Regions from separate parts of the Homo sapiens genome. Here region 1 is linked to region 2. Evidence: chromatin loops called from intact Hi-C (ENCODE). Cell type or tissue: natural killer cell. All regions are shown on one strand. Links, peaks and the distances in the headings refer to the core of each region. The heading gives the core; the rest is flanking DNA.

Evidence for each region. Peaks named below come from ENCODE experiments on the same cell type or tissue, not always from the same donor. Only the 100,000 strongest peaks of a DNase experiment are listed, where the experiment ranks them.
Region 1: a loop joins it to region 2, with 14 times the contacts of the local background. A loop is called at or near these places in 1 of 110 quality-filtered maps.

What each region holds. Positions count from the first base shown.
Region 1 is chr17:2,806,878-2,822,771 of GRCh38, reverse strand. The region is part of intron 2 of RAP1GAP2 (RAP1 GTPase activating protein 2); the gene reads right to left. Among named protein-coding and RNA genes, the nearest start is that of RAP1GAP2, 18 kb to the right of the region's middle. RefSeq lists an enhancer at 14,764-15,365. In natural killer cell, for the core only: no CTCF peak of the experiment used is centred there; DNase peaks (open chromatin) are centred at 6,811, 7,601 and 7,981; H3K4me3 peaks cover 1,276 bases; H3K27ac peaks cover 2,716 bases.
Region 2 is chr17:3,761,430-3,776,275 of GRCh38, reverse strand. It overlaps ITGAE (integrin subunit alpha E), which reads left to right. Exons shown (of 31, transcript NM_002208.5): 3 at 12,316-12,407; 4 at 14,294-14,361; 5 at 14,756-14,846. Among named protein-coding and RNA genes, the nearest start is that of ITGAE, 32 kb to the left of the region's middle. RefSeq lists enhancers at 5,507-5,626, 12,498-12,597. In natural killer cell, for the core only: no CTCF peak of the experiment used is centred there; DNase peaks (open chromatin) are centred at 9,305, 10,735, 11,337, 12,755 and 1 weaker place; H3K4me3 peaks cover 998 bases; H3K27ac peaks cover 4,083 bases.

The DNA of each region.
Region 1 (15,894 bases), core at 4,255-12,254, 950 kb after region 2:
TATGTAACAAACCTGCACGTTGTGCACATGTACGCTAAAACTTAAAGTATAATTAAAAAAAAAATTTCCCCAAAGGAAAAAAAAAAAGTGCTGGGATTATAGGCGTGAGCCACCTTTTCTTAAAAAAAAAAAAAAAAAAAAAAACAAAAAAAAACAGGGTTTTATTGTCCTCCAGGCGGAGTACGGTGGTGTGATCATAGCTCACTGCAGCTTCCCACTCCTGGGCTCAAGCAATCCTCCCACCTGACTCCCAAGTAGCTGAGACTACAGGCACATACCACACAACACCTGGCTAATTGTTTTTTAATTTTCTTTGGCAACGAGGTTTCACCATGTTGCCCAGGCTAGTGTTAAACTCCTGGGCTCAAGTGATCCTCTGGCCTCAGCCTCCCAAAGTGCTATGATTACAGGCGTGAACCACGGCGCCCAGCCTAACAGCTATTTTTGTTGCTGTTATAATGGCAATCGGCAAAGACCGTGTTTGTGCCTTTTGGGGAACTGTTTCTGAGCATGAATGAGGCTGTATGTGTGAACCTGGGTGACCCTGCGTGGTCATGTCTCAATGGTACATACCTGTGTGTGTGTGTGCGTGAATGCAAGAGACACCAGGACCCACGACATATTATGCTTGAACTGGGTGCTGACCATGGGATTGGGCAACCCTGGAGGTGACAGTTCTGTCTGCCCAAGGAGGCAGGAGCTGCATCTGAAATCCTCACTGCCCCAGACACCAGCTTGCCGCCTCCTCCTCCTCAGCACCACCCGGTGGCACTGGCTTTATGCGGTTCAGATGCCTTCTGGCCTGGGGGTCCAGGGACGTTTCTGCAGTGCGTAATCCATCATAGACAGCATAGACTCTCTGGGCTTGTCCAGCCCTTGGAAGTCCTCCAGGGGAGTCTGGACCTCATTCTCAACCAGCGCTGTACAGTAGAACTTTCTGGGATGATGAAAATGTTCTGTAATGTTCTGTACCTGCGTTGTTCCCTATGGTAGCCACCAGCCACATGTGGCTACTGAGCCCTTGAGATGTGGCTAGTGCAACCGAGGAGCTGCATTTTTAATTGTACTTAATTCACTTAAATTTAAAACACCACACTTGGCGGGGCAAGGTGGCTCACACCTGTAATCCCAGCACTTTGGGAGGCCAAGGCGGATGGATTGCTTGAGACCAGGAGTTCAAAACCAGCCTGGGCAACATGGCAAAACTTCATCTCTACAAAAAAAAAAAAATTAGCCAGGCATGGTGGCAGATGCTGTGGTCCCAGCTACTCCGGAGGCTAAGGTGGGAGGATCGCTTGAGCCTAGGAGGTGGAGGTTGCAGTGAACTGTAAGCGTGCCACTGCACTCCAGCCTGGGCGACAGAGCGAGACTCCGTCTCAAAAAAAAAAAAAAAAAAAAGGTGTAAAGAAATACATCAGAATGATAACATTTTGGGTGATGGGTCATATTTTTATTTTTTAATCTCTATTTGTACATATTCTCTAAATGTTCTACAGTGAGCATGTACTATTTTTATAATCAGGAAAAGTGCTATTTTTAAAGAGGGGAAAAAAGAATGTAGCAATATATGGAAATGCTTGTGACACAGAAAAAGGGTGAAGAGAAGCGCATCCCTGGGCCTGTGGAGAGGGACTCGAGGGAGGCTCAGACACAGCGATCTGACAGTGGAGCCATGAGGGTTTCCAAGCGCTTATTCAGAGATCTGTTCATGTTTGTATAATAAAGAATAAAATAATAGGCAGGACGCGGTGGCTCATGCCTGTAATCCCAGCACTTTGGGAGGCCGAGGCAGGCAGATCAACAGGTCAGCAGTTCGAGAGCAGCCTGGCCAACATAATGAAACCTATCTCTACTAAAAATACAAAAAAAAAAAAAAAAACCATTATCCGGGCCGTGGTGGCGGGCACCTGTAGTCCCAGCTACTTGGGAGGCTGAGGCAGGAGAATTGCTTGAACCCGGGAGGCGGAGATTTTAGTGAGCCGAGATCATGCCACTATACAGAGTGAGACTCCGTCTCAAAATAAAATAAAATAAAATATGCTTCTGTCACTCAAATCAACATGAAAATCAAACATCAGTGAGGACGTGGGGAATGGGAATCATAGAATTGGGAGCAGTGAAAATACTAAGTCCTCTTTTTTTTTTTTTTTTTGAGACGGTGTCTCTCATTGCTGCCCAGGCTGGAGTGCAGTGATGAGATCTCAGCTCACTGCAGCCTCTGCCTCCCGTCTTCAAGTGATTCTCCTGCCTCAGCCACCCTAGTAGCTGGATTACAGGCACCCGCCACCACACCTGGCTAATTTTTGTGTTTTTAGTAGAGACGGGGTTTTGCCATGTTGGCCAGGCTGGTCTCGAGCTCCTGACCTCAAGTGATCCGCCCACCTTGGCCTGCCAAAGTGCTGTGATTACAGGCGTGAGCCACCGCGCCCAGCCTAAGTCCTCTCTTGAGGGCAATCTGGCAGCATCCAGTAGAGCTGCGACCCAACAGCCCCACCTCTAGGTACCCCTCATGACCTCACACAAACGCACAGAGGGCCAGGCAAGGGGAAAGCCACTGCCTGCAGCATTGCTTGCAATATCAGAAAATGGAAACGACCTAGGTGTCCAGCAAGAGGGGATCAATGGGGGATACAAAAAAAATGTGATCTATTTGTACAAATTAATATGCATGGCACCAAAAAGAAAAAACTAGGCCAGAAGTGGTGGCTCCCGCCTGTAATCCCAACACTTTGGGAGGCCAAGGTTGGAGAATCATTTGAGCCCAGAAGTTTGAGACAGCAAGATGGTGAAACCTCATCTCTACAAAAATTTCTTAAAAACTTAACCAAGCATGGTGGTGCATGCTGTAGTCCCAACCACGTGGGAGGCTGAGGTTGGAGAATCACTTGAGCCCTGGGGGTATTGAGGCTACAGTGAGCCAGGATCACACCACCTTGAGCAACAGAGTGAGATCCTGTCTCAAAAAAAAAAAAAAAAGGAGAAAGAGAGAAGAAACTAGATCTATCACCAGGCGCTGAGGCTCATGCCTGTAATCCCAGCACTTTGGGAGGCCGAGGCAGGTGGATCATCTGAGGTCAGGAGTTCAAGACCAGCCTGGCCAAAAAACCCCGTCTCTACCAAAAACACAAAAATTAGCTGGGCATGGTGGCATGCACCTGTAATCCCAGCTACCCAGGAGGCTGAGGCAGGAGAGTCGCTGGAACCCGGGAGGCAGAGGCTGCAATGAGCCGAGATTGCACCACTGCACTCCAGCCTGGGTGACAGAGCAAGACTCCGTCAAAAAAGAAAAAAAAAAGTGTGTGGTGGCATGCTCCTGTGATCCCAGCTGCTTGGAAGGCTGATGCAAGAGAATCACTTGTACCCAGGAGGCAGAGGTTGCAGTCAGCCAAGATCCTGCCACTGCACTCCAGCAGAGCAAGACTCAGTCTCCAAAAAAAGAAAAAAAAAAAAAAAGCAAGGCATGGTGGCTCACATCTGTAATCTCAGCACTTTGGGAGGCCAAGGCAGGCAGATGATGAGGTCAGGAGATCGAGACCATCCTGGCTAACACGGTGAAACCCCGTCTCTACTAAAAATACAAAAAAAATTAGCCGGGTGTGGTAGCGGGCGCCTGTAGTCCCAGGTACTTGGGAGGCTGAGGCAGGAGAATGGCGTGAACCTGGGAGGCGGAGCTTGCAGTGAGCCAAGATCGCGCCACTGCATTCCAGCCTGGGCGACAGAGTGAGACTCTGTCTCAAAAAAAAAAAAAATAGACTTTACAACCATGTGGACAGACACACATGCAGAACGATAATGGTAATATATCCATCCTGTGTCTGCTACATCCCCTCTCTGTTCTAAGCACTAGACATGTATAAACTTACTCAGTCTCCAAAACAACCCTTGCAGTAGGTTTCAGGCTTTGCTATTAGTCCAGTTTCAAAGATTAGAAAAGGGAGGCATGGAGAGATGAAGGAACCTGCCTGAGGTCTCACAGCTGCTGCGTGTCAGAGCCAAGATCTGAACCCAGGCAATCTAGCGCCAGAACGCCACCTCACACAAATTCAAAAGGATGTCAGGTATGTCCCTTTTTAATGCACACAAAAACTATAAATGTTTCTAGATACCTGTGTATGAATGTGAAAGCATTAAAAATGTGGGCTGAGGCCGGGCACGGTGGCTCACACCTGCAATCCCAAAACTTTGGGAGGCCAAGGCAGGTGGATCACTTGAGGTCAGGAGTTCAAGACCAGCCTGGCCAACATGGTGAAACCCCATCTCTACTAAAAAAAAATACAAAAATTAGCCGGGCGTGGTGGCACGCACTTGTAATCCCAGCTACTTGGGAGGCTGAGGCAGGAGAATTACTTGAACCGGGAGGCGGAGGTTGCAGTGAGCCAAGATCGCACCACTGCACTCCAGCCTGGGCAACAGAGACTCCGTCTCAAAAATAAATAAATAAATAAATAAATAAATAAATAAATAAATAAATAAATAAAGTGGGCTGAGAGAAAACACAAAATTCCTGCTAATGGTAGCCCCTATGGATGGAAGAAATAGAGGAACGGAGGCAAGCAGAAATGATGACCGGAACTTAACTTTATGTGTGTGTTTTATTTCTTTAATTTTAAAAAAAGCTAAAAAAATTAAACATAGAGGCCGGGCGCAGTGGCTCACGCCTGTAATCCCAGCACTTTAGGAGGCCGAGGAGGGCAGATCACGAGGTCAGGAGATTGAGACCATCCTGGCTAACACAGTGAAACCCCGTCTCTGTTAAAAATACAAAAAATTAGCCAGGCGTGGTCGTGGGCACCTGTAGTCCCAGCTACTCGGGAGGCTGAGGCAGGAGAATGGCATGAACCTGGGAAGCAGAGGTTGCAGTGAGCTGAGATTGTGCCCTACATTCCAGCCTGGGCAACAAAGCCAGACTCCATCTCAAAAACAAAACAAAACAAAAACAATTAAACATAGAGGCCAGACGCAGTGGCTCATGCCTGTAATCCTAACACTTTGGGAGGTTGAGGCAGTTGGATTGCCTGAGGTCAGGAGTTCAAGACCAGCCTAGCCAACATGGTGAAACCCCGTCTCTACTAAAAATACAAAATTTAGCCGTGTGTGGTGGCAGGCGCCTGTGATCCCAGCTACTTGGGAGGCTGAGGCAGGAGAATCACTTGAACCAGGGAGGCGGAGGTTGCAGTGAGCCGAGATCATGCCACTTCACTCCAGCCTGGGCAACACAGTAAAACCCTGCCTCAAAAAAAAAAAAAACTATACATAGAATTGCCATACGATCAGCAATTCTGCTCCTAAATAGATACCCAAAAGAACTGAAAACAGAGACCCAGATATTTATACACCTACGTTCACTGTGGCATTATTCGCAACAGCAAAAAAAAATTGGAAGCAACTCAGATGTCCATCAGTGAACACATGGATAAACAAAATGTGATACATGCAACAATGGGATATTATTCAGTCTTAAAAGGAAAGGAAATTCTAGGCCAGGCATGGTGGCTCACCCCTGTAATCCCAGCACCTTAGGAGGCCGAGGCAGGCGGATCACCTGAGGTCAGGAGTTCAAGACCAGCCTGGCCATCATGGCGAAACCCTATCTCTATCTCTACTAAAAATACAGAAATTAGCCTTGTGTGGTGGTGCACACCTGTAATCCCAGCTACATAGGAGGCTGAGGCACGAGAAACGCTTGAGCCTGGGAAGTGGAGGCTGCAGTGAGCCAAGATCATACCACGGCAATCCAGCCTGGGCAACAGAGCAAGACCCCATCTCAAAAAAAAAAAAAAAAAAAAAAAGGAAATTCTGACACACGCTACAACATGGATGAACCTTGAAGACATTATGGGAAGTGAAATAAGCCAGACACAGAAGGACAAGTACTGTGTGATTTCACCTATACACAGTTCACCGAGCAGTCAAATTCATAGAAACAGAAAGCAGAATGGTGGCTGCAGGGTGCTGTGGAGATGAGGGAATAGGGAGTTATTATTTAATGTATACGAAGTTTCAGTTTGGGATGATGAAAAACTTCTAGAAATAATGGTGATCCTTGCACAGCATTGTAAATGTACTTAATGTCACAGAATGGTGCACTTAAAAATGCTTTAAATGGTAAGTTTTATAATATGTATATTTTAACACAGTTTTTTAAAAAGACTTTGATGTAATCCCAGCACTTTGGGAGGCCGAGGTGGGTGGATCACCTGAGGTCAGGAGTTCGAGACCAGCCTGGCCAACATGGTGAAACCCCATCTCTACTAAAAAATATAAAAATTAGCCAGGTGTGGTGTCGGGCGCCTGTGATCCCAGCTACTCAGGAGGCTGAGGCAGGAGAATCGCTTGAACCCGAAAGGCGGAGGTTGCAGTGAGCCAAGATCGCGCCACTGCACTTCAGCCTGGGCGACAGAGTGAGACTCCGTCTCAAAAATAAATAAATAAATAAGAGGGTTTGATGAAAATGAGAAAAAATGTTAACAAGTGTCAATTCTGAGTCATGAGTACTCAGAGGTTTGCATGTCATTATCCTAAGAAAAAAAAAAAACAAAACAAAACAGCACCTCTGTATGGTCAGCAATGTGGAAAAAAGGACCTTAGCAGGCAGGATGCCCCCGGAGCCGGCTCGGGCCTCTTCCAGCTCTTCCCTCCCCCGCCTATTTTTACCAGATTATGGTTGCTATGGAAACAAGGGGCACCTTGGGCTCCCAGAGCTCAGCCCAGGTGCTGCTAACTCAAGGAATAAGGTCAGAGTGTGAATCAAATAAAAACCCGCTTGTCTGGGCCTTGTGTACACACACGTCTGCCCTTCTGACCACGTCCAGCCAGTGACTGCGTCCACGCATGTACCACAGGGATGCTCTGTCCTCAGCAGGGAGGCCTGGGTCCCGGTACACAATGCTCAGTGTGCCTGCGTAGGTACGCCTGCAGGCACGAGGGCACATCGCACAGTTACACGTGTGTGACCGCACAGCCCAGGACTGTTGTTAATATCGGAAATGGGGCCGGGTGCGGTGGCTCGCGCCTGTAATCCCAGCACTTTGGGAGGCCAAGGTGGGCGGATCACCTGAGGTCAGGAGTTCAAGACCAGCCTGGTCAACGTGGTGAAACCCCATCTCTACTAAAAATACAAAAATTAGCTGGGCGTGGTGGTGCGCGCCTGTAATCCCAGCTACTCAAGAGGCTGAGACAGGAGAATCGCTTGAACCGGGGAGGTGGAGGTTGCAGTGAGCTGAGATTATGCCACTGCAATCCAGCCTGGGTGACAAAGCGAGACTCTGTCTCAATAATAATAATAATAATAATAATAATAATAATAATAATAATATCAGAGATGTTAAGGCAGGTTACATGTGTTGAGCACTAGGTACCAGGCACTCTGTTCCCATTTCACCTGGATAATCTCATTTAAGCCTCACAACAAGCGCACCCACGTGCAGGTACTGTTATTATCCTCAGACAAAGAAACTGGGGCACAGAGAGGTTGCGCAGCCTGCCCCAGGTCACCCAGAGTACGTGAACCTGACTGCTGGAGCCGCACTGTGGGGGAAAGTGCTTTAAACGGCACTGGTTCCCGTGCAGCTGTGAAGCCAGCTGCCTCATCAGCAGCACCTCAGCGCTGGTAACACACAGGTTTCCTGGGCCCCACCCAGGCTGATGAGGCAGAATCCCCAAGCCCCAGGGTGGGGTCCGGAAGCTGCATTTTAACGAGGTCCCCTAGGTGATTCTGTACTGCAGCCAGGGTGGGCAGCCATGGGTCCAGCCTACGTTCAGCTGCCTGACAGGGTTGAACAGGGCATGGCAGGGTGGGACAGGGGCTGTCCCTCCCAAGTCCCGTTCCCGAGCTCGTAGAACAAAGCTCCTCAATTCCACGGGGCGTCTGCTGGTGGCAAAGCACCGAAGAAAGGGGCAATGGCTGCCGTCAACCCTCCCCCCCAACACCCCAGGGCAGGGCTACAAAAGTCAGTTATGTGGCTTTGTGGTCTGCCAGGCACGGATTTCCGCCCACTCCACCCTCTCAGAATGAGCTGGGTGTTGGGGTTGGGGGGGGTGGTACCACACTGCGGTAACCTACTGGTTCACAGCTCAACCCAAGGTAGGGAGGGGACAGCCACCTCACCTGGGTAACAAACAGTGAGACAGCCCGAGCTGGGCACGCTAGAGGCTCCCACGGTCTCAGACCCCAAGTGGGGAGGAACTCAGACAGAAACCACCAGATCCCCACGGCGCGGGAGGAGCTGCATGTGACCTGAGGTTCCGGCTGCCCCAGGGGCACAAGGAAGAGAGCCTTCCATGCCGATGGGGAAGGGGCTGTGCGTGGAGGAAGCTGCATGGAAGCTGGCCCTGGAAGGACGGGCAGGTTGTGACCCTGATGCTGACAGGGAAGGGGCAGCAAAGGCATGTTCCCTGTGGGCAGAGCAGCACAGCCACAGGCGAAAGTGCCCAGCCACACACAGCAAGTTCCACCCTCGGGCTGCAGCTGAAGATCAAGAGGAGGCACGATTGTGAGAAAACAAAACCAGAACTGACAGAGGCACAGAGAGGTTAAGTAACTTGTCCAAGGTCACCCAGCTGGTAGAGTCAGGATTTAAACAGAGGCTGCCTGACTGCCAAGCCCACAAATCAATCAGTAAGCTGGGGTCCCCACTTGGTGTCCTTTGCCCCTTTTCTTCTGTGAATATTTGAGAATGCTGTCAAGGTGAACCTACTAGGCCTAGAACAGTAGTTTTCAACGGAGTCGGGGAGATTTTATACCACTGCCCCAGAAATAGAGCAACGTCTGGAGACATTTTCTTTTTTTCTTTTCTTTTTTCTTTTTTTTGAGATGGAGTCTCACTCTGTTGCCCAGGCTAGAGTGCAATGGTGCGATCTCGGCTCACTGCAACCTCCGCCTCCCGGGTTTAAGTGATTCTCCTGCCTCAGCCTCCCGAGTAGCTACGATTACAGGCACGTGCCACCATGCCCGGCTAATTTTTTGTACTTTTTTAGTAGAGACAGGGTTTCACCATGTTGGCCCGGCTGGTCTCGACGAACTCCTGACCTCAGGTGATCCACCTGCCTGGGCCTCCCAAAGTGCTGGGATTTGTGAGCCACCATGCCTGGCCTGGAGACATTTTCATTATCACAGTGAGGGGTGGGTTGTGGGCATCTTGTGGATACAGGCTAGAGAGGCTGCGCAACACCCTACAACGCACAGGATGGCACCGTAAAACAAAGAGTCAGCCAGCCTCAAATGTTACCAGAAGCCCTGGCCCAGAGGGCTCACGCCCACCAGGAGCCCATTTTAACATCCAGCCTGACCTGAGTCATTGCCCAACCACTGACGGTCACCACACTTGTGTATCCCTTGGGGAAGTGCTTCCCAGGTTTGGCTGCCTATTGGAATGAACGGGGGATCTTTTAAAAGTATAGTTGGGCACCGCAGCTCACGCCTGTATTCCCAGCACTTTGGGAGGCTGAAGCAGGCAGATCACGAGGTCAGGAGTTCGAGGTCAGCCTGGCCAACATGGCTACTAAACCCCATCTCTACTAAAGATACAAAACATTATCTGGGCATGGTGGCATGCACCTGTAATCCCAGCTACTCAGGAGACGGAGGCAGGAGAAATCGCTTGAACCTGGGAGGCGGAGGTTGCAGTGAGCCAAGATTGCACCACTGCACTCCAGCCTGGGCGACAGGGCGAGACTCCATCTCAAAAAAAAAAAAAAGTACTGATGCTGGGTTCTACCCTCCGACATTCAGATTTAATTGGAACTGGGTACAACCTGGGCATCAGAATTTTTTTTTTTTTTTGAGACGGAGTTTCACTCTTGTTACCCAGGCTAGAGTGCAATGGTGCGATCTCGGCTCACTGCAACTTCCATCTCCCGGGTTCAAGCGATTCTCCTGCCTCAGCCTCCTGAGTAGCTAGGATTACAGGGAACCACCACCACGCCTGGCTAGTTTTTGTATTTTTAGTAGAGACAGGGTTTCATTATATTGGTCAGGCTGGTCTCGAACTTCTGACCTCAGGTGATCCACCCACCTCGGCCTCCCAAAATGCTGGGATTACAGGTGTGAGCCACTGCGCCCAGCCGGCATCAGAATTTTTAAAAGCACCTCCAGGTGAAACCAAATTGTAGAAAAGTTTGAGAACCACCGTCCTGGGGGAGGGAAGGAAGGAACAAACAAACTATTTGCTGTGACCCAAAGACAGCCCCCCACCAGATGGGGGCTGGGGGTCCCTACACCAGCATCCTGGCATGAGAAGCCCATCAGAGTCAGCACTATCAAGGTCTGCCTTCGGGCCAGCGTCTAGTAATAGGGAAGGCAGAGCTGGAGCCAGCTTGAGGGATGAAGAGTTAGTCACAGCTGGCAGAGACCGGAGGAGGAGGTTAATTAGAAAGCCTGTGTCACTGGGCAGGAGATAATGGGCCTGAACCGGGAGACAGGAGGAACCACCCCCCCATGACTCAGAGGCTTCTCAACCCAGTGACAGAAAAGAACTGGATCTGAAAGAGAGAAAAGGTTAATTGAGAGTCAGTTCAGTCTGGGAACAGAGCCGAAATGACCAGCCAGCCACTGAGGTCGGGGCAAGAGCACTGTTCTTGGGGATGACCTGGGGAGAGGGACTTGGGAGTCAGCCACAAAGAAACAAGAGCTGAGGCCTAAGGAGGTGAGCAGAGCAGAGGGTCCGGCTGACTCTGGTCTGCAGGGTAGGCTGCGGCCAGCTCTGTTCTTTAAAGTCTGCAGTTAGTTGTCAAGATTTTGTCTAAAACTCCAGATTTCCGGCCAGGCGCAGTGACTCATGCCTGTAATCCCAGCACTTTGGGAGGCCGAGCTGGGGGGATCACCTGAGGTTGGGAGTTCGAGACCAGCCTGGCCAACATGGTGAAACCTCGCCTCTAGTAAAAATACAAAAATCAGGCCAGGCGCAGTGGCTCACGCCTGTAATCCCAGCACTTTAGGAAGCAGAGGTGGGCGGATCACCTGAGGTCAGGAGTTCGGGACCAGCCTGCTCAACGTGGTGAAACCCTGTCTCTACTAAAAATACAAAAAATTAGCCAGAAATGGTGGCGCATGCCTGTAATCCCAGCTACTCGGGAGACTGAGGCAGGAGAATCACTTGAACCCGGGAGGCAGAGGTTGCAATGCACCAAGATCGTGCCATTGCACTCCAGCCTGGGTGACAGAGCGAGACTCCGTCTCAAAAAACAAAAAAACAAAAAAATACACACACAAAGAAACGGATTTCCAGCTGCTGTTATAAAATGGAAGATCCGCTAAGACAGGCCAGCATTCTTGCAGTGCCCAAGAGCTGAGGGTCCAAGTCAGAAAGCAGCAAGGATGGAGCTGATGGAGAAGCAGGAAAAGAACCAGGGGCCAGCACGTCACAGACGACAAGAGCAGCCCCTCACGTCCCGACCCTGCCCTGACCACCTCTGTGTTGTCCTATCGCAAGTTAGCAGCACCCCTGCTCAGGGTCTCAGCTTACTGATCTGTAAATAAGGAGGGTGAGGCCCATCGCCTCTAGCTGTCCATCCTCGTGTCCATGGGGCTCCTGCAGGGTGCCTGCAAAACCTGAACCCTTCCGACAAAGATCAGCCCAGGCAGGTGAGGAATCCCAAATATAGCTGCAGAGGCCGGGGTGACCAGCCAAGGGGAGGGAAGGGAAGACTCAGGGTGAAAAAGCAGCCTTCCAGTGTCTGCAGGGCTCTTAGTGGAAAGAGGGGTGAACCTTGTTGAATGGGGGTAAGTGGGGACGTGCGGGCCAAGGGTCAAGACTGGACCGAGCAATGCAGTTACAGAGATTCCAGATGAAAACAGCGGTCAGCTTCGAGCAAAGTTGTACTACAATAAAATAGGCATCCATACAAGGTAATGAGCTCACTGTCCCCACAGGTAACCAAGCTCAGCCTGGGTGACTAGTTTTAGGGGCACAGGAGATTTGCATAAAGACTAATTTGACTTTTGTTGGCCAGGCGCGGTGGCTCACGCCTGTAATCCCAGCACTTTGGGAGGCTGAGGCGGGCGGATCACGAGGTCAGGAGTTTGCGACCAGCCTGACCAACGTGGTGAAACCCCATCTCTACTAAAAATACAAAAATTAGCCGGGTGTGGTGGCGCATGCCTGTAATCCCAGCTACTCAGGAGCCTAAGGCAGGAGAATCACTTGAACCTGGGAGGCAGAGGTTGCAGTGAGCCAAGATCGTACCATTGCACTCTAGCCTGGGTGACAGAGCGAGACTCCGTCTCAAAAAAAAAAAAAAAAAAAAAAAAAAGGGTGGGGGGACAGGGGAGGGATAGCATTAAAAGACATACCTAATGTTAAATGACGAGTTAATGGGTGCAGCACACCAACATGGCACATGTATACATATGTAACAAACCTGCATGTTGTGCACATGTACCCTAGAACTTAAAGTATAATTAAAAAAAAAAAACGACTAATTTGACTTTTTAAATCTCAAGCCCTAAGATTCAAAGACTCTAGAGATCTGGGGGTCTCTCCTGAAGGTTCCCCTCTCCCTCTCCCAGCGCCCCCAGGGAAGGCCATCGGGGATTAGGTTCTGGACTCTGCCTCCCAGGGAGGGAAGGCCGGGGTGGTCCAGACAAAGCTCGCAAGGTCCACATTTGCTCCCCTCGCCCTTCACCAGGGCCTCAGCCCTCTGTCCAGCCCTAGCAACTCCTGCTCCACACACAGCCCCCGGTCCCAGCATAGCCTCACCCAGAGCCTTCTCAGAGGCAGAGGAAGGAACTCCTGGGGTGGGGCGGGGGGAGGGGAGGGTCCCAGCACAAGCCAGAGGGGCCACTGACAGCCCCTATTGACACTCACATCCCCAACTCCCTGCTAGCTGCCCCAGAGGAGCCAGCGGGAGGAAGGGGATAGAAGGTGCCACCCCGCTCCCAGACACCAGCGTCGTCTCTGTACGGCCCCTGAGGGCTGCTTGGGCCCCTGTCCATCAAGAGCCTCTCCCGCGGTGGCTGGAGAGGGGTGTCCTGACACACCCATGGGTCTGCAGTGTGTAGACAAGAAGCACCAGGGGGTGCACAATCTGGGGAGGCACGAGTCTTTCTCCAGAGCCAAGTGGGAGCAATTCTTCCCCGGCCTTGGCCAAATCCAGCTCCCAGCGAGCCGGGCAGAGCCCTCTGGCCTCTTCCACAGGACCGTGAGTCTTCCCATCCAGGCCAGGCCAGCAGGCCTCTGGGCCTGGGGAGACCAGCGAGGAAGCCCAAGTGCATGGCCAGAGGCCTGGGGGTTCATGAGGACCCGGGGAGCTGAGAGGGGTGAGGGGGGCCTCCGGGGATGGTTGGGTCTCGGCTGGCGGGCCACAGGCCACCCGGTCCACATTTTCCTCTCCGGCGTCCTTGCCCATACCCTCACACTCACACGGTTAGCCCTGTCCATGGGACCCACAAGGACCATGCCACTCCACCAGCCACATGGAAAACACCCTCACGGGCTCCGTGAATAGGCAAAGCCCCTCCTGCCCACTGTCCCACACTCATCTCAGAAGAGCCCCAATTCCTGGTACCTACTGGCCAGGGCTGCCAGCCGGCTCCCTGCCTGCCCATCAGCAGATACCCACAAGACCTGGCCAAGTCCGGGGAGCTGTTTGTCCAATGAGAAACCAGAACAGGGACTCACCAGGGCTTCCTGGGCATGGCAGGGACTGGCCAGGAGGAGGGCCAGGAGCACATGGGTCTTGGAGTCTGCAGACCTTGCCGCCTGGCAAATGGTACCTCCAGGAGCAGCCCCGGTGCCTGGTAATGAAATCAAGCCAACCACCGGCTAAGCGCTCGCCTTCCCTGCTTCTCCCTGCAGCCACGCACGCCCCGAGACTCCAGATCCCAAAACAGGCATGTTCATGGTTACCATAGGAACTCGCTAAAGCCAAAAAAGGCACCACATAGGCACCCACATGGGCCCTCAGCGCTCACGTCCACCTGCATGGGCGAGCGTGCACACACGCCTACACGTATCTGCACACACCCACATGCCCCCACACATGCCAACACTGTCCTCAGGCACAGGGCCCATCCTGAAGAAATCAACGAACCAGAGTCTGCCACTCAAGACAGAAATGGGCACATTCTCCTCGACCCACCTGGAGGGTATCTAACAGTGGGTTCTGTGGTGTGGCCAGCTGTCAGTCACAAGGGCGGCCACACCGGCCAGTGCTCACCTGGAACTCACCTGCCAAAGGCACCCAGGAGCCGAGCCGGGCCAGCGAGGGGACGCCGTGCAGCTGCTTCCCAGGCCGCAGACCAGCCCCCACGGCCCTCAGGATGCTGCTCTCTCCTCTGCCCCCTTCCACAGGGCAGGAGGTATATGGTGGGTCTCAGACAGACCAAACAGGAGAGTGGAAAGTGGAGGGAAGATTTTACATTCAGAGTCTTACTCCCTCCTTCCCCGCCCAAACTGCCCAAACTCGCTAGTTCTCCGTCTCCATGAATGGGACCAGCATCCACCCAGCGCTCACAGGAAGCCTTCTGAGAGTCCTCAGCTGACCCTTCTTCTCACCTTCACCCACACCTTCCAAACCAGCTCCAGGCAGGGAAGGCCACTCCCTCCAGCCCCATGCTATTATGGGACTTTCTCCTGAGCTCAGCTCAAAACGGGGTCCTTGTCACACCACCAAGAAAGATTAGGCTCTTGGACACGACAGAAGGGTGAGAACAACGGGATTTACTGGGCGAAAGGAAAAAAGCTCAGCAAAGCAAGAGAGGTTCCTGTTAACAGGCCTCCATCTCACAGGTTGGATCCCCAGGTTACCACCTCCAAACAGGAATGGCCAGGATCCTCCCCGCTGGAAACAGTGCGAACTTCCCGAGGCCTCACCCCAGGGCGCAGGCCAGCGGAGGGTCTCCGGGGACCTCTTTACGTGGCTGTCTCAATATCCCCTCCTGGCCGCCCTGCCTCCTCTCTAACCCCTCCAGTCAGCCAGAGGGGCTCTCAGACTCGAGCTCACCATAGCATTCCCCTAGTCCTAAGCCCTTTGATCCAGCCCCACTTCCAGCATAGCTCACCTACCCTCCCAGACGTGGCCTGCCTTCCCCCAGCCCCCTGCACTCCCACCCTCGCTTCTGTCTGGTAATAGTAACTGCTCCCAGGTCCCACCTGCTGAAGCTGCTTCACGCCCCACTGCCTTCGTGAGGGTCGGGCTACCTGGAGTGCATTCTCTCCTCCCTGCTGACCTTACGCACCCCTGGAGACAGCTCAGGCATCACCAGGTCTCCAGGAGGCCCCCCTCCATCCTTTCTGTGGGCATCGCAGCCCTTGTCCCGTGCCATGGCAACTGTCTCCCTGCAGAGTGTAGGTGCCCAGTAAATGTAGGCTGAACTGACTCAGCTGTCTACCCCCAAAAACCTCAAGCTCCCCCTGTCCTTGACAACCCCAGCAAACTCTCAGCAGATGCCCTAGGTGTGTAGGAGAAGAGCAGACTAAGATGAGTTGGCCCCAGAGGGTTCTAGAACATCGTAGTGGTGCCTCAAGAATTCTTGTAATCTACAGTAAACAAAGACCCAGTGGCCAAAGGTGGGGGAATGAATTGGTAGGTGTGGCCTTCAACTGGTGAATGAAAAGAGTCATTAAATTGGAATCAACGGCCGGAGGCGGTGGCCCAAGCCTGTAATCCCAGCACTTTGAGAGGCCGAGGCAGGCGGATCACCTGAGGTCGGGAGTTTGAGACCAGCCTGGCCAACACGGCGAAACCCCGTCTCTACTAAAAATACAAAAATTAGCCACAAAAACGTGCCCCATGTTGTGCATAATTCTCACAGCATGGGGAGGGAAGCCTGAGTTTAAAGGGTTGTGGCAGACCAGGCACAGTGGCTCATGCCTGTAATCACAGCACTTCGGGAGGCCGAGGCAGGTGGATCGCTTGAGGCTAGGAGTTTGAGACCAGCCTGGCCAACATGGCAAA
Region 2 (14,846 bases), core at 6,722-14,721:
GACCAGCCTGGCCAACATGGTGAAACCCCGTCTCTACTAAAAATACAAAAATTATCTGGGCGTGGTGGTACACGCGCGTAGTCCCAGCTACTCGGGAGGCTGAGGCAGGAGAATTGCTTGAACCTGGGAGGTGGAGGTTGCAGTGAGCCAAGATCGTGCCATTGCACTACAGCCTGGGCGACAGAGCAAGACTCCGTCTCAAAAAAAAAAAAAAAAAAAAAGGGCTTAGCACAATTTCTGGCCACATTAATGCTCAATAAACATTACTTTACATTTTTTAAATATCATCTATACCCACCTATTAGATAAGCAAAATGTAAAATCTGCCAACATTGCTGGTAAGGTTGCGGTGAAACAGGGACGTGTGGGAGTGTGAATTGCGATCACCACCTTGGAGAGCAATTTTGCCGTATCTGGTAAAGCTGAGGATGCACGTGGCCTCTGACACTTCCACTCCCCGATCCCAGCTCTAGAGAAATTCTCAGACACATATAAAAATGTTTGTGTGCCGGGCGCAGTGGCTCACACCTGTAATCCCAGCACTTTGGGAGGCCGAGGCCGGTGGATCACCTGAGGTCAGGAATTCGAGACCTAGGCTGGCCAACCTGGCGAAACCCCGTCTCCACTAAAGATACAAAAAAAAAAAAAATTAGCTGGGTGTGGTGGCGGGCGCCTGTAATCCCAGGTTCTTGGGAGGCTGAGGCAGGAGAATTGCTTGAACCCAGGAGGTGGAGGCTGCAGTGAGCCGAGATCGTGCCATTGCACTCCAGCCTGGGTGACGGAGCGAGACTCTGTCTCAGAAAAAGAAAAGCAAGCAAAAAATGTTTGTGGTAGCATTGTTTGGAATCATGAAAGACTGGCAATATTCCTCTTAGGAAAATGGGAAAAATACTGATATGACTCATGCAATGCAATACTAAAAGCAGATCCCCTGAATGAAGCCAGTGCAATGGTTGTTTACCTGGATCCATCTGGAAACATACCGTGAGTTGAAAAAGGCAAGTTGTAGAATTTAATATACAAAGGTTGGCAGGTGCAGTGGCTCACCTGTAATCCTAGCACTTTGGGAGGTCAAGGCGGGTGGATCACATGAGCCCAGGAGTTCGAGACCAGCCTGGGTAACACAGTGAGACCCTGTCTACAAAAAATATAAAAAAATCAGCCGGATATGGTGGTTTAAGCCTGTAGTCCGTCCCAGCTATTGGGAGGCTGAAGTGAGAGACCTGCCTGAGCCCGGGGGCGGGTGAGTCGAGGCTGCAGTGAGCCGCGATTGTGCCACTGCACTTCAGCCTGGGTGACAGAACGAGACCCTGTCTCAAAAAAAAAAGAAGCAAGTAAGTAAAATATGCATTCCCTCAGATGGCGATGGTGGCCGCGTGCTGATGTAGGAGTGTGTCTGCAGTTAGGAGAAGCTCTGGTGGAAAGGGTCATGAGATCCGAGGCTCATTTGAATTTCCCATGTGTCACCAAAATGACTTTTATTTATTTCTTTACCTATTATTTATTTATTGGAGACAGAGTCTTGCTCTGTCACCCAGGCTGGAGTGCAGTGGTGTAATCTCAGCTCACTGCAACCTCCGCCTCCTGGGTTCAAGTGATTCTCCTGCCTCAGCCTCCTGAGTAGCTGGGATTACAGGCGCCCGCCACCACGCCCAGCTAATTTTTTGTATTTTTAGTAGAAACAGGGTTTCGCCACGTTGGCCAGGATGGTCTTGAACTCCTGACCTCAAATGACCTGCCCACTTCGGCCTCCCAAAGTGCTGGGATTACAGGCATGAGCCACCGCACCTGGCCCCAAAATGACTTCTAGTGCTGTGTTGTTTTAAAGCCAGATCTGGTCAAGGTTTATGTATTACGTATTGCTGTTATGTCTCTGTCATTGATTTCAATCCAAAGCAGTGATTTCTCCCCCATTTTTTTCTGGGTGGTCATAGGGCTTTTCTTGTGCATACTCTCCCACTGAGCGGGCCCAGCCTAGGATGGTTACCTCCTCATCCCACCCCAGCCCACCAGATTGCTTTGCTCCTGGTCAGTGGTCAAGGGTTTCCTTCACACCCAGCACACAGGAGCAAGTGAGCCCAGGGTTCAAACAGGCACTGGGGCAGAGCCAGGTGAGGAGCCAGGGTTCCTGGCTGGGCAGGGCGGGAGCTTTGCTTGAATAGGATGGGTGGGCAGTGGTGGCTCCCGAAGCAGCCTCATAGGCCCTGGGACTTGGGCCTTGACCCTGACAGCCAGGCAGACTTGGATCCTGTGATACTGTGAAATGTATATTTGACATTCCAAGACTGAATATATATTTTACAATATAACAAATAAAAATATATTTGGTCTCAAAATAAACATTTGGTCCCATTATCTGGCATACATGCCTAAAATCTCTGGAATCTCCAAAGTAATAAATGTCTTTTTCTTTGTTAATGAGTTGACGGGGGACCGGCAGCCCCCAGATAGCTTCAAAATGGGGGCTGGTCACTGGAGAGAACCAGGCACGATCAGAGGGTTGGGACTTTCAGCCCCACACCCCTCTTCTGGGAGAGAAGGGCTGAAGGTTTAGTTGATCACCAGCGGCCAGTGATTCAATGAGTCATGCCTATGTAATGAGGCCTCCATAAAACTCAAAAGGACAGGGTTTGGGGAGCTTCTGGGTAGCAGAACATGTGGAAGTTTCTGGAGGGTGGCCCCCGAGAGGGCATGGAAGCTTTGCCCCTCACCCCCACTTTGCCCCTCACCCCCACTTTGCCTTATGCATCTCCTCATCTGTATCCTTTGTAATATCTTTTTTTTTTCTTTTTGAGGCAGAGTCTTGCTCTGCCACCCAGGCTGGAGTGTGGTGGCATGCTCTCGGCTCACTGCAACCACTGGGTTCAAGCGATTCTCCTGCCTCAGCCTCCCTAGTAGCTGAGATTACAGGCGCCTGCCACCACGCCCATCTGAGTTTTGTATTTTTAGTAGAGACGGGGTTTCACCAATGTTGGCCAGGCTGGTCTCGAACTCCTGACCTCGTGATCCGCCCGCCTCGGCCTCTCAAAGTGCTGGGATTACAGGCGTGAGCCAAGGCACCTGGCCTGTAATATCCTTTATAATAAACCAGTAAATGTCGGTAAGTGCTTCTCTGAGTTCTCTGAGCCACTCTAGCAAATTAAGCCCAAGGAAAGGGTCCCAGAAACCCTGATATGGTTGTTTGGTCGAAAGCACAGGTGAAATAACCGGCGGCTGGTGATGGGCCTCGGAAGTTAGGAGCAGTCTTGTGGGACTGAGACCTCGACCTGTGAGGGCTGATGCTACCTCCAGGTGGAGCATGTCGGAATTGAGTTGAACGTGAGGACCTTCAGCTGGAGCTGGTTGCCGAAGGACTGCTTGCCCCGTGTGGAGGGAAAACCCCACCCACCTGGGGTCACTGGACTGTTCTGTGTTGTGAGAGCTGCAGGGGAGACAGAGCTCGACGTTTCCTACATCATTAGAGAGTCCTTTCTGGATCCTGGTTTCATCGGTGCAGTCAAAAGTCTGGTCACTGCCAGGCGCGGTGGCTCACGCCTGTAATCCCAGCACTTTGGGAGGCTGAGGCGGGCAGATCATTTGAGGTCAGGAGTTTGAGATCAGCCTGGCCAATATGCTGAAGCCTTGTCCCTACTAAAAATACAAAAATTATCTGGGCGTGGTGGCGCGCACCTGTAGTCCCAGCTGCTTGGGAGGCTGAGGCAGGAGAATGGCATGAACGCGGGAGGCGGAGCTTGCAGTGAGCCGAGATCGCGCCACTGCACTCCAGCCTGGGCGACAGTGAGACTCCGTCTCAAAAAAAAAAAAAAAAGTCTGCTCACCATTAGATTTAAGTGGTAAGGATGGGGCCAATTCATTCATTCATTCATTCATTCATTCAGCAAGTATGGATGGAGCACTTACTCAGTGCCAGGCAATATTTGGGGAATAAGAGGGAGACATGGTCACTGCCTTCATGGAGCTCCCGGGCTCATGAGGGAAACACAAGCTAGACGATGACAAGAGTGACAATGACCCCACCGAATAACAGCTCTGTTGGGGGACGTCCGAGGTACGGGGGGGCGCATCGAGGCAGGTGTGTTCATCAGCGTCTACTAGGATTTGCAGGGTGACTGGGAATTAGCATGAGAAGGAACGGGAAGGGGATGGCAGGCACAGAGAACAGCTTGATCAGAAGCCTGGAGGCCGGCTGAGTAAGGTCAGGAAACTGAGAAAATCACGTGTGGCTAAAGCTGACAGTGATGAAAAGTAAGCTGGGAGAGTGTGGTGGTGCCTCGTCACCCAGGCACTGAGGGTTTGGAGGAACTAGAGGGTCTGAAGCCGGGAGGGGTGGTGAGGTTTTCAGGGAGTTTTGTGTTGCACGAAGATGAATTAAAGGTCAAGATTGTGTTTGGTTTGGGTAAAATTTTATCAACATGTGCCATACAGAAGAATGCACACCCGGCTGGGCGCGGGGGCTCACGCCTGTCATCCCAGCACTTTGGGAGGCCAAGGCGGGCGGGTCACCTGAGGTCAGGAGTTCCAGACCAGCCTGGCCAACATGGTGAAACCCCGTCTCCACTAAAAATATAAAAATTAGCCGGGTGTGGTGGTGGGCGCTTGTAATCCCAGCTACTTAGGAGAGGCAGGAGAATCGCTTGAACCCGGGAGGCGGAGGTTACAGTGAGCCAAGACCGCAGCATTGCACTCCAGCCTGGGCAACAAGAATGAAACTCTGTCTCTCCAAAAAAAAAAAAAAAAAAAAGAGAAAAATGCACACCTCATAAGCATGCAGCGCAGTGAACATCCGCAGAGTGAAGCACTGTGTAAGCAGCATGCAGATCAAGGGCACGTGAGCTGCGGCGCCTAGGCCCCCTCTAAGCCCCGCACTCCCTTCCAGACACATCTGCTGCCAAGAGTAACCCCCAGCTGACTTTCATCTCCGTGGATTAGCCTCGCCTGGTTTTGCATTTAGTATCAACGAGGCATACGGTGTGTGCCCCGCTACGTCGGGCTCCTCTCTCTCCACATAAGGCCTGTGAATTTCATCCATCGTGTTGCCCCAGGCGGTACTTCTTCTGGTTGCCAGGGTTACATTGTGTCGACAGTACTGATGATTGGCATTTGGGCTGTTTTCTTGGGCTGTGATGAATAGCACTGATGTGCACCTCCTTTTGATGGATGAATGTTCTTTTTTTTTTTTAATCCCTCAGAGTTGATCCCAAAGAATGTACTCATTTTTGGGGAGGGCATATGTGCTCAGGAGTGGGATTGCTGGGTCAGAAGTTATGCAATTGGTTCTGCATTCAGTTTTCCATACTGTTTGTAGGGTGTGAGCAGGTTTCAGTCAGCGTTTTCTGTAACTGTCTCCTGCCTAGTTCCCTCCCACCAATACCCAGCGACCCCACGCCTCAGCTCCAGGTCCCACCGACATTCACAGCCCCTCTCTCAGAAGCCTAAAGGCCAGGGTGCAGGAGAGAGTTTGGAGCCCGTGTCGCAGAGGGCTCTGAGTCCACCAGGGGCTGGGGGAGGGCCCAGCGGGGCTCCCTGAACACCTGCTGAAGCAGAGAGGGGCTCCCAGGCTTGAACACGCTGGGGAGGAGGATGTGGTGGGAGGCACTTCTGGGTTCCTGCTGCAGAGAGTGGGGCCTGAGACCACGGGCCTGCTGCATGGGGCAGGAAGTGCGCTGGCTGGCCAACTCGGGCCTAGAAAAAGGCAGGGGCTGTGCTCCTGCTTGAGAATGACGTGTGCCTCTCACTCACATTGTCTCTCTTAAAATGTAAGAGACCAGGGCTGGCAGCATCATGGGTTTTGGTTGCCACAGAAGGTATGGGTGGGACAGACAGCAGACATGGAAATAGACCCTGAGGGCTGGGCATGGGGGCTCACACCCGTAATCCCAGCACTTTGGGAGGCTGAGGCCGGCAGATCACTTGAGGTCAGGAGTTCGAGACCAGCCTGGCCAACATGGTGAAAACCCATCTCTACTAAAGATACCAAAAAAAAAAAAATTTAGCTGGGCATGGTGGCAGGTGCCTGTAATTCCAGCTACTCAGGAGGCTGAGGCAGGAGAATCACTTGAACCCAGGAGGCAGAGGTTGCAGTGAGCCAAGATCATGCCATTGCACTCCAGCCTGGGCGACAGAGTGAGACTCCATCTCAAAAAAAAGAAAAAAAAAAAAAAGAAAGAAAGAAATAAACCCTGAGAACAGGACAGGTTAGAGCTGGGTGAAGGCAAGATGTGAGCTTCAAGTCAGTGACCAGTTAAAAAGATTGTTAAACATTTAAATACAAAATACTAAATAAGGTCAGGCATGGTGGCTCGTGCCTGTAGTCTCAGCACTTTGGAAGGCCAAGGCAGGCAGATCACCTGAGCTCAGGAGTTCAAGAGCAGCCTGGCCAACATGGTGAAACCCCATCTCTAATAAAAATACAAAAATTAACCGGGTGTGGTGGTGGCACATGCCTGTAATCCCAGCTACTCAGGAGGCAGAGGCTAAGGCAGGAGAATCACTTGAACCAGGGAGGCGGAGGTTGCAGTGAGCCGAGATCACGCCACTGCACTCCAGCCTGGGAGACAGAGTGAGACTCCATCTCAAAAAGCAAACAAACAACGAAAAACATACTAAAGCAATAAATAAAGGCAGGAGATGGACAAGGGTTGCTGGGCTGTACCCAGCTCAGGGTGTAACAGGGCCCCTGTGGCTGCGAGCTGATGGCCAGTCCTCTGTCAGAGCTGGTGGGTCAATGGTTTGTCAGCCACGTGGTCAACAAACCTGCAAACTCCCGGCAGTGGGGGATAAAAGGTGTGGGAAGCAGAGGCAGCTCAGAGGGCCCCAGGCCATGTCATTGCATGATGGCGGCATGAATGGCAGTCTTGGGATCTGCAGTGCGCACCCTGCACAGCTGTTCATGATGGCCTCCTGGGAACGCGCAGTCCAGGTGGGAAGAAAGGGTGGGGGTGGGGTGCTATAGTCAGGGCTGCTGCAGGGCCTGGAGGGGATCAGGCTGCACTTCCTTTGGGAAGGCTTCCTGAGGAGCTGGGGTTTGGGATGATTGCTCTGCAGCAGGAGGGATCGCAGGCAGAGGAAACAGTCCGGGCAGAGGACTGAGGAGGAGAGAGACTGGAGGCGGGTCCAGGCCTGCACCTACCCCACCAAAACGGGGTCTGCGGTGGAGCCCAGTTTTGACCCCACCCTTCCTGGGGGAGCAGGGAAGGAGATGCTGGGTCTAGGGCTGAGGTCGGGGCTGGGGAGAGAGGCAGGGTTGCTAAGGAAGCAACCTAATTTGGGGGCTCAGCTGCAGAGCCGGAACAGAGGAGCAGCTCTCTGCTGCACCCAGCCCTCCGCCCCTCAGCCCTGCCCCAGATGAGCCCCCTCAGCTGTTGCCTGGGCTGTTGTTCAATAGTCACTCAACACTTACTGAGCCCTTGTTCTGTGCCAGGCATTGCTCCAGACCCTGGGAATAACACAGTGAAGAAGATAGACAAGATCCTTCGGGAGCCTACTGTCTCGTGGGGAGACAGATAATAGGCACTATCAGATGATGGCAGGTTCTGAGAAGGAAATCAAACAGGGTGATGTGAAGCAGAGTAACTGGGTTGTGAGGCACGGCTGGGTAGAGAAAGCATTTATGAGGAGGTGACAGGCGAGGCTGGGGAAGGAGAATAAGCCAACCTTGGGGAGAGTGGAAGGTGAGGGCTCTGGGAATAGGAAACAGCGCGGTGGAGGGAACAGTGCCGTGGAGGGAACAGCGCCGTGGAGGGCCTGAGGCAGGAAATGCTGGCGCTGGTCACCCAGGAACTGGGGCTGCCACTGACAGAAGGGACATTGGTGTAAACTACATGAGTGGGCCAGGTGCTGTGGCTCATGCCTGAAACTCACTGTAACTCACTAGGCTCACTCCCAGCAGTTTGGGAGGCCAAGGCAGGAAGATTACCTGAGCCCAGGAGTTCGAGACTAGCCTGGGCAACATGGCAAAACCCCATCTCTACAAAACATAAGAAAATTTGCCAGGTGTGATGGCACGCATCTGTGGTCCCAGTTACTTGGGAGACTGAGGTGGGAGGATCGCTTGAGCCTGGGAGGTCAAGGCTGCAGTGAACCGTGATCATGCCACTGTACTTCAACTTAGGTGACAGAAGGAGACTCTGTCTTAAAAAAAAAATTACATGAGTAAATTAAAAACCAAATAAGTGGGCCAGGCACAGTGGCTCACTTCTATTAATATAGAAGTTTTCTTGTAGTTTTGGAGGCCAGAAGTCTGAAAAGGTGTCAGCAGGGCTGGGTCCCTTCTAGAAGCTCTGGGGGAGAATCTGTTTTCTTGCCTTATTTGGCTTCTAGAAGCTGCCTGCATTCCTTGGCTCACGGCCTCCTCCTCCTCAAGCCTGCAGCATAGTAAGCTTTGCATCTTTCTCTGACACTTTGGAAGACCAAGGTGGGAGTGCTTGAGCCCAGGATCAGCTTGGGCAACACAGTGAGACTTCATCTCTATAGACAAATTAACAAAATTAGCTGGGCAAGGTAACTCGCTCCTGTAGGCCCAGCAACTTGTGAGGCTGAGGTAGGAGGATTGCTGAGCCCGGGAGGTCAAGGCTGCAGTGAGCTGTGATCACACTACTGCACTCCAGCCTGGACAACAGAGCAAGACACTACCTAAAAAACAAACAAACCCCACAAAATAACAGGAGGCTATTACCATCAACAAGGCAGGACGATGATGGAAGGAGCATCTGGAGAAGAGTTGCTTTCTAGAAATAATTTGGAGAGTCAGGCACGGTGGCTCATGCTTGTAATTCCAGCACTTTGGGAGGCTGAGGTGGGTGGATCACCTGAGGTCAGGATATCAAGACCAGCCTGGCCAACATGGTGAAACCCTGTCTCTACTAAAAATACAAAAATTGGCCGGGTGTGGTGGCTCACACCTGTAATCCCAGCAATTTGGGAGGCCGAAGTGAGTGGATCACCTGAGGTCAGGAGTTCAAGACCAGCCTGGCCAACATGGTGAAAACCCCATCTGTACTAAAAATACGAAAATTAGCTGGTCATGGTGGCGGGCGCCTGTAATCGCAGCACTTTGGGAGGCCAAGGCAGGAGAATCGCCTGAACCCAGGAGGTGGAGGTTGCAGTGAGCCGAGATCGTGCCATTGCACTCCAGCCTGGGCGACAAGAGTGAAACTCCATCTCAAAAAAAGAAAAAAAAAAAAAAGAATTTGGAGAGAGAACCAACAGGGTTGGCAGGTGGATTGGATGTAGGGCATGAGTGAAAACACGACGAAGTGAGGATGCCTCCTGGGTTTTGCCTTGAGAACTTAGTGGTTGCTGGTGCCATTTGCTGTGGCGGGGAAGATGAGAAGAAGCAGGCTTGACAGGAAAGACCACAGGTTCTGTTTGTTTCCTATCGACGCTGTAACAAGTTACCACAAATGTAGTGGCTTACAACAACACAGGTTTATTATTATTATTATTATTATTATTATTATTATTATTATTATTATTATTATTATTTTGCACTCTTTCACCCAGGCTGGAGTGCAGTGGTGAGATCTCAGCTCACTGCAACTTCCACCTCCCAGGTTCAAGTGATTCTCCTGCCTCAGCCTCCCGAGTAGCTGGGATTACAGGCTTTCACCACTATGCCCAGCTAATGTTTGTATTTTTAGTAGAGACGGGGTTTCACCCTGTTGGCCAGGCTGGTCTTGAACTCTTGACCTCAGGTGATCCGCCTGCCTCGGCCTCCCAAAGTGCTGGGATGACAGGTGTGAGACACTGAGCCCAGCTGCAAGTTTATTATCTTGTAGTTTTGGAGGTCAGAAGTCTGAAAAGCTATCAGCAGGGCTGGGTCCCTTCTAGAAGCTCTGGGGGAGAATCTGTTTTCTTGCCTTTTTAGGCTTCTAGAAGCTGCTTGCATTCCTTGGCTGACGGGCTCCTCCTCCTCCTTAGGCCTGCAGCATAGCAAGCTTCACAACTTTCTCCGACTCTGATTCTCCTGCCTCCCTCCTAGAAGGACTTTTGTGATTACACTGGGGCTTTACAGCCCAGCCAGGACAGCCCTGGGGGCTTCTGGGATGGGAGAGGCCTCCTTGGGAGGCTCCCAGCATTCCCTGCAGTCTCGCCACTTCTCCCCTCTGCCTGCCTCAACGTCCCCCTGAGTCCCTGCGGCTCGCCCATGCCACCGTTTTCGGGGCCTCCCTCATAGAAGGACCCTTGTGATTTCACTGAGCCCACCTAGATAATCCAGGATAACCCCCCCATCTCATGATCCTTAATTTATTAACTCACATCTACGAAGTCCCTTTTGCCATAAAAGGCAACATATTCACAGGTTCTGGGGATTAGGACGTGGCCTTCTTTGGGGGGCCATTATTCTGCCTACGATAGCAGATGGAGAGGTGGGAATTTCAGCCGTTATAGGTGTATTGAAGCCATGGGCTTGGAAGGGATCACTAGGGAGAGTGTGCCGGCAAGGAAGACAGTGACCCAGCCCCCAGATCCTGGTGGCAGATAGAGGTCAGACCGCGAAGGCACCAGCGAAGCCTTGAGGAATGAGGAGAGAGTAGGCAGAAATCTAGAAAAAAGTGTTCGAAGGAGATGGTTACTCATGTTTGGGGCTTCTGAGAGGTTGAGGAAGATGAGGACAGAGAGCGGTCCGTTGGATGTGGCATTGTGGGGGCCCCTGGTGACCTTCACAGGAACTGACTCAGAGGGTGGGAAGTCAGCTTGGGGTGGGTTCAGTTGTGGGTGGGCGGATGGACGCACAGGTGCAGACTTTCTTATTATTCTGTAAGCCATGCCGATACGTGAATATATTTCATAATGTATTAAAATGTAGAGTGATAGGAGTTGAGGAAGTGGAGACGGTATCTCATTTCTGCCCCACCTTCCTGTGCTCTTTAGTCTGTCCCAACCCACTGTAGCCACATCATGACCTTTTTTTTTTTTTTTTTTTTTTGAGACAGAGTCTCGCTCTGTCACCCAGGCTGGAGTTCAGTGGCGTGATCTCGGCTCACTGCAACCTCTGCCTCCTGGGTTCACACCATTCTCCTGCCTCAGGCTCCCGAGTAGCTGGGACTACAGGCACCCGCCACCACGCCCGGCTAATTTTTTGTATTTTTAGTAGAGACGGGGTTTCACCATGTTAGCCAGGATGGTCTCGATCTCCTGACCTCGTGATCTGCCTGCCTCGGCCTCCCAAAGTGCTGGGATTACAGGCGTGAGCCACCGCGCCCGGCCTCATCATGAGCTTTTGAAAGCACAGCTAATCATGTGCTTCCCCTTTATAAAGTCCTCCATGACTTCTACTGCCCTCTGCAGAAAGACCTTGGACTTGGTTCACTGTTAACCACCAAGCCCCTCGTCCCCTCCCCACCATCCCCTATGACAACCCCCGGAGCTCACTGTCTGTCTCAGGACAGCCCAGTTCTCCTGGGTAACGTGGATGGTGAGAATGTTGAGGCTGTCCCTGGAATCTGCCGTCTCCCTGGACTGGGCCTGGGTGGGGGCAAGAAGTTTGCAGTCAGGAGGCGCAGCTCTTGAGGCTGCCTTAATCAGGCTGAGGCAGCCACCCCCAAACCTCCAGTTCTTTTATTTATTTATTTATTTATGAGACGAAGTCACACTCTGTCCCCCAGGCTGGAGTGCAGTGGCGTGATCTCCGCTCACTGCAACCTCTGCCTCCCAGGTTCAAGCAATTCTCCTGCCTCAGCCTCCTGAGTAGCTGGGACTACAGGCACACGCCACCATGCCCGGCTAATTTTTGTATTTTTAGTAGACACGGGGTTTCACCATATTGATCAGGCTGGTCTCAAAGTCCTGACCCCAGATGATCCACCTGCCTCAGCCTCCCAAAGTGCTGGGATTACAGGCGTGAGCCGCCGCGCCCGGCCTCCAAACCTCCAGTTCTGACTGACCCACAGGATAGGGGCACCAGCGTACTCTTCTCAGGAACTAAGGCCAGGCAGGGCAGGCCCCCTGGGTGGCCCACGAGGAAGCCAGCACTGCCCCCAACAGAACCAACCCCAACGCTGGTGGTTTTCTGGCCTCCCCATCCCTGTCCCCATAAGAGAGCAGAGTTTTTATTAACCATCAGTATCACCCCTTCTTTGTCAGGGTGGGCAGCAGGCAGAGAGGGGTTGCATTTAACCATTTCCTGCCTGGTGCTGTGTAGAAGCAGAGGTTGGGCAAATGTCTTCCCCATAATCCAGAGTCTGGGCTAGGAATCTGCCGGCCAGACAGGGAGCTTGTGAGTGCAGGCAACTGGAATGGGAAGGGTGCTGGGCAGGCAGGGAGAAGACGAGGAACATCAGCCAGCTCAGCTTTGCAACCTCCCCTCCCACTCAGGCTCCTGGTCACCAGCCCCAGAACCAAGAGGACACCAGGGCCCCTCCATCGATGTTCCCTTGTCCAGGATGAAATCCTTTGCCATCCTGTAGGTAAGTCAGCCCCAACTCCAGGGAATGCTCCCCAGGACCCCCTTTCTAGCAAAATCCCCCTCATCTAAACTCAAACCATTCCAACCCCAGCCCTGCCTCATCCAGCCCGTTCACCCCTAGACTCCAGCATAACCCACAGCAAGATTCCATCCCAATGCCCAGTCCCACCCCAACCCAATCCTAATCCCCAGCCACCTTTCCTGACACAGTCCTAGCAACAGAAATGATACCTACAGCGTATTGCGTGCCCACCCTGTGCCCGGCAGTCCTCTGAGTCATTCTGTTTTCATCCTCAAAACCGCGCCATTTATAAGAGAGGAAGCTACAGTTCAGAGAATGTAGGTCTTTTGGTTGCCAGTATGACAAAGTTCACACTTTTAGTGTTGGTGGCTGATTCGAAACTCTAGCCCTTCCTGATGCAAGTCATCACACCTCAGTGCAATTCACCCCCTACATATTCAGTCTAACTGTGGCCACCCTAGTAACTAGCATGGGGCCTGACATATATTAGGTACTCAATAAATGCCATTTGAATGAATGAATGAATGAATGAATGAATGAACCTGATTCACTCATTAAACTCTATCCATCCTACCCAGTCAAACTCAGGTCACAGATTTACTGACAACCTCTTGGCTATATATATATAAATAAATAGAATCCTTGTCTTGTCTGAGGCTGGGCGCCGTGGCTCACGCCTGTAATCTTAGCACACTGGGAGGCCAAGGCGGGTAGATCATTTGAGGTCCAGAGTTCGAGACCAGCCTGGCCAATATGATGAAACCCCATCTCTACCAAAAATACAAAAATCAGCCAGGCGTGGTGGTGCATGCCTACAATCCCAGCTATTTGGGAGGCTGAGGCAGAAGAATCGCTTGAACCCAGGAGGTGGAGGTTACAGTGAGCTGACATTGCACCACTGGACTCCAGCCTGGGCAACAGAGCAAGACTGTTTAAAAAAAAAAAATCCTGCCAGGCACGGTGGCTCATGCCTGTAATCCCAACACTTTGGGAGGCTGAGGTGGGCCGATCATGGGTCAGGAGATCGAGACCATCCTAGCTAACACGGTGAAATCCCGTCTCTACTAAAAATACAAAAAGAAATTAGCCAGGTGTGGTGACGGGCACACGTAGTCCCAGCTACTCAGGAGGCTGAGGCAGGAGAATGGCGTGAACCTGGGAGGCGGAGCTTGCAGTGAGCCGAGATTGCGCCACTGCACTCCAGCCTGGGCGACAGAGCAAGACTCTGTCTCAAAAAAAAAAAAAAAAAAAAAAAAAATCCTTGTCTGAGAGGCACTGAGTTGAACAGACTCAATCTCAGTCCAGCAGGGTTGACTGAGTGATTCCATGACTGAAAAATAAGACAGTATCCTGAGGCTGACAGTGGGGAGGACGAGGAAGGAGCTACCATTTCTGCCCCTGAGGCTGGGGGCAGTAAGATTCCCCAGGATGGGTCTGTGAGGCTGGGGGGTTCCTTGGTCCACACAGCCAGTCCCACGGTATCTTGCACATTCCTTGGCACTTACATACCCACCAGGCAGTGCTTCTCCACCCACCTGCCCGACCAAACCCACTGAGGAAAAGCAGCAGGCATCCGCTGTTGCTGGACGCCCATCACCACGCTCACAAGGCTGGGCACAGAGCAGACGTCAATGGGCACGTGTTGAAAGGGTCAGCAAATGAGCCCCGGGGATGGGCACTCGGCCCTGAACGTGTCCAGTCCTGACCTTGAAGGCCCCCGCTCTAGCTTTCTAGAGGCTTCTCTGAGTGGCCAACAGTTCCTCATGGGGGCCTGACCAAGGTGGCTCTGTGCCCTCTGACCTTGGCTTCGGGTCTCTGCCTCCCAGAGTCCCCTCCTCCTCCTCACCTGGGCTTAACTTTTTCAGAGCATGTCCCCATCCCCAAGGGGAGGCACCGGGGAGTGACCGTTGTCCGGAGCCACCACGGTGTTTTGGTGAGTGCAGGAGCGAGAGGAGGGAGGGCCTTAGGGAGGCTGGTGCTAGCCCTCGTGGTTGACCCTGGTGTTGAGACCAGTTCTGACTGCCATGCTGTTCCCGAGGCTGAGTCTAGCGTCTCCCTGGTGCCAACCCCAGGGCTGACTGTAGCTCTGACCACCCTGATACCAGGGCTGACCTAGGTATTCCCTGTGACCCAGCACACTCCTGCAGGTGTCGGCCTCGGCCTTGATGCCAACACTGACTCCTACACCCGGTGAGGGGTGGGCCAGCTCTTCCTGTGCCCCCTGCCTGGTTGAGCCACTGAGTTCTGGAATGGGGGTGAGAATGTGGCTGTGGCTCGGGAATCGGGAGGTGACCTGGTGTTTCCCCACCCTCTCTTCCCTCCCACAGATATGCATTCAAGTGCTGGTCCGGCGGCCTCACAGCCTCAGCTCAGAACTCACAGGCACCTGTAGCCTCCTGGGCCCTGACCTCCGTCCCC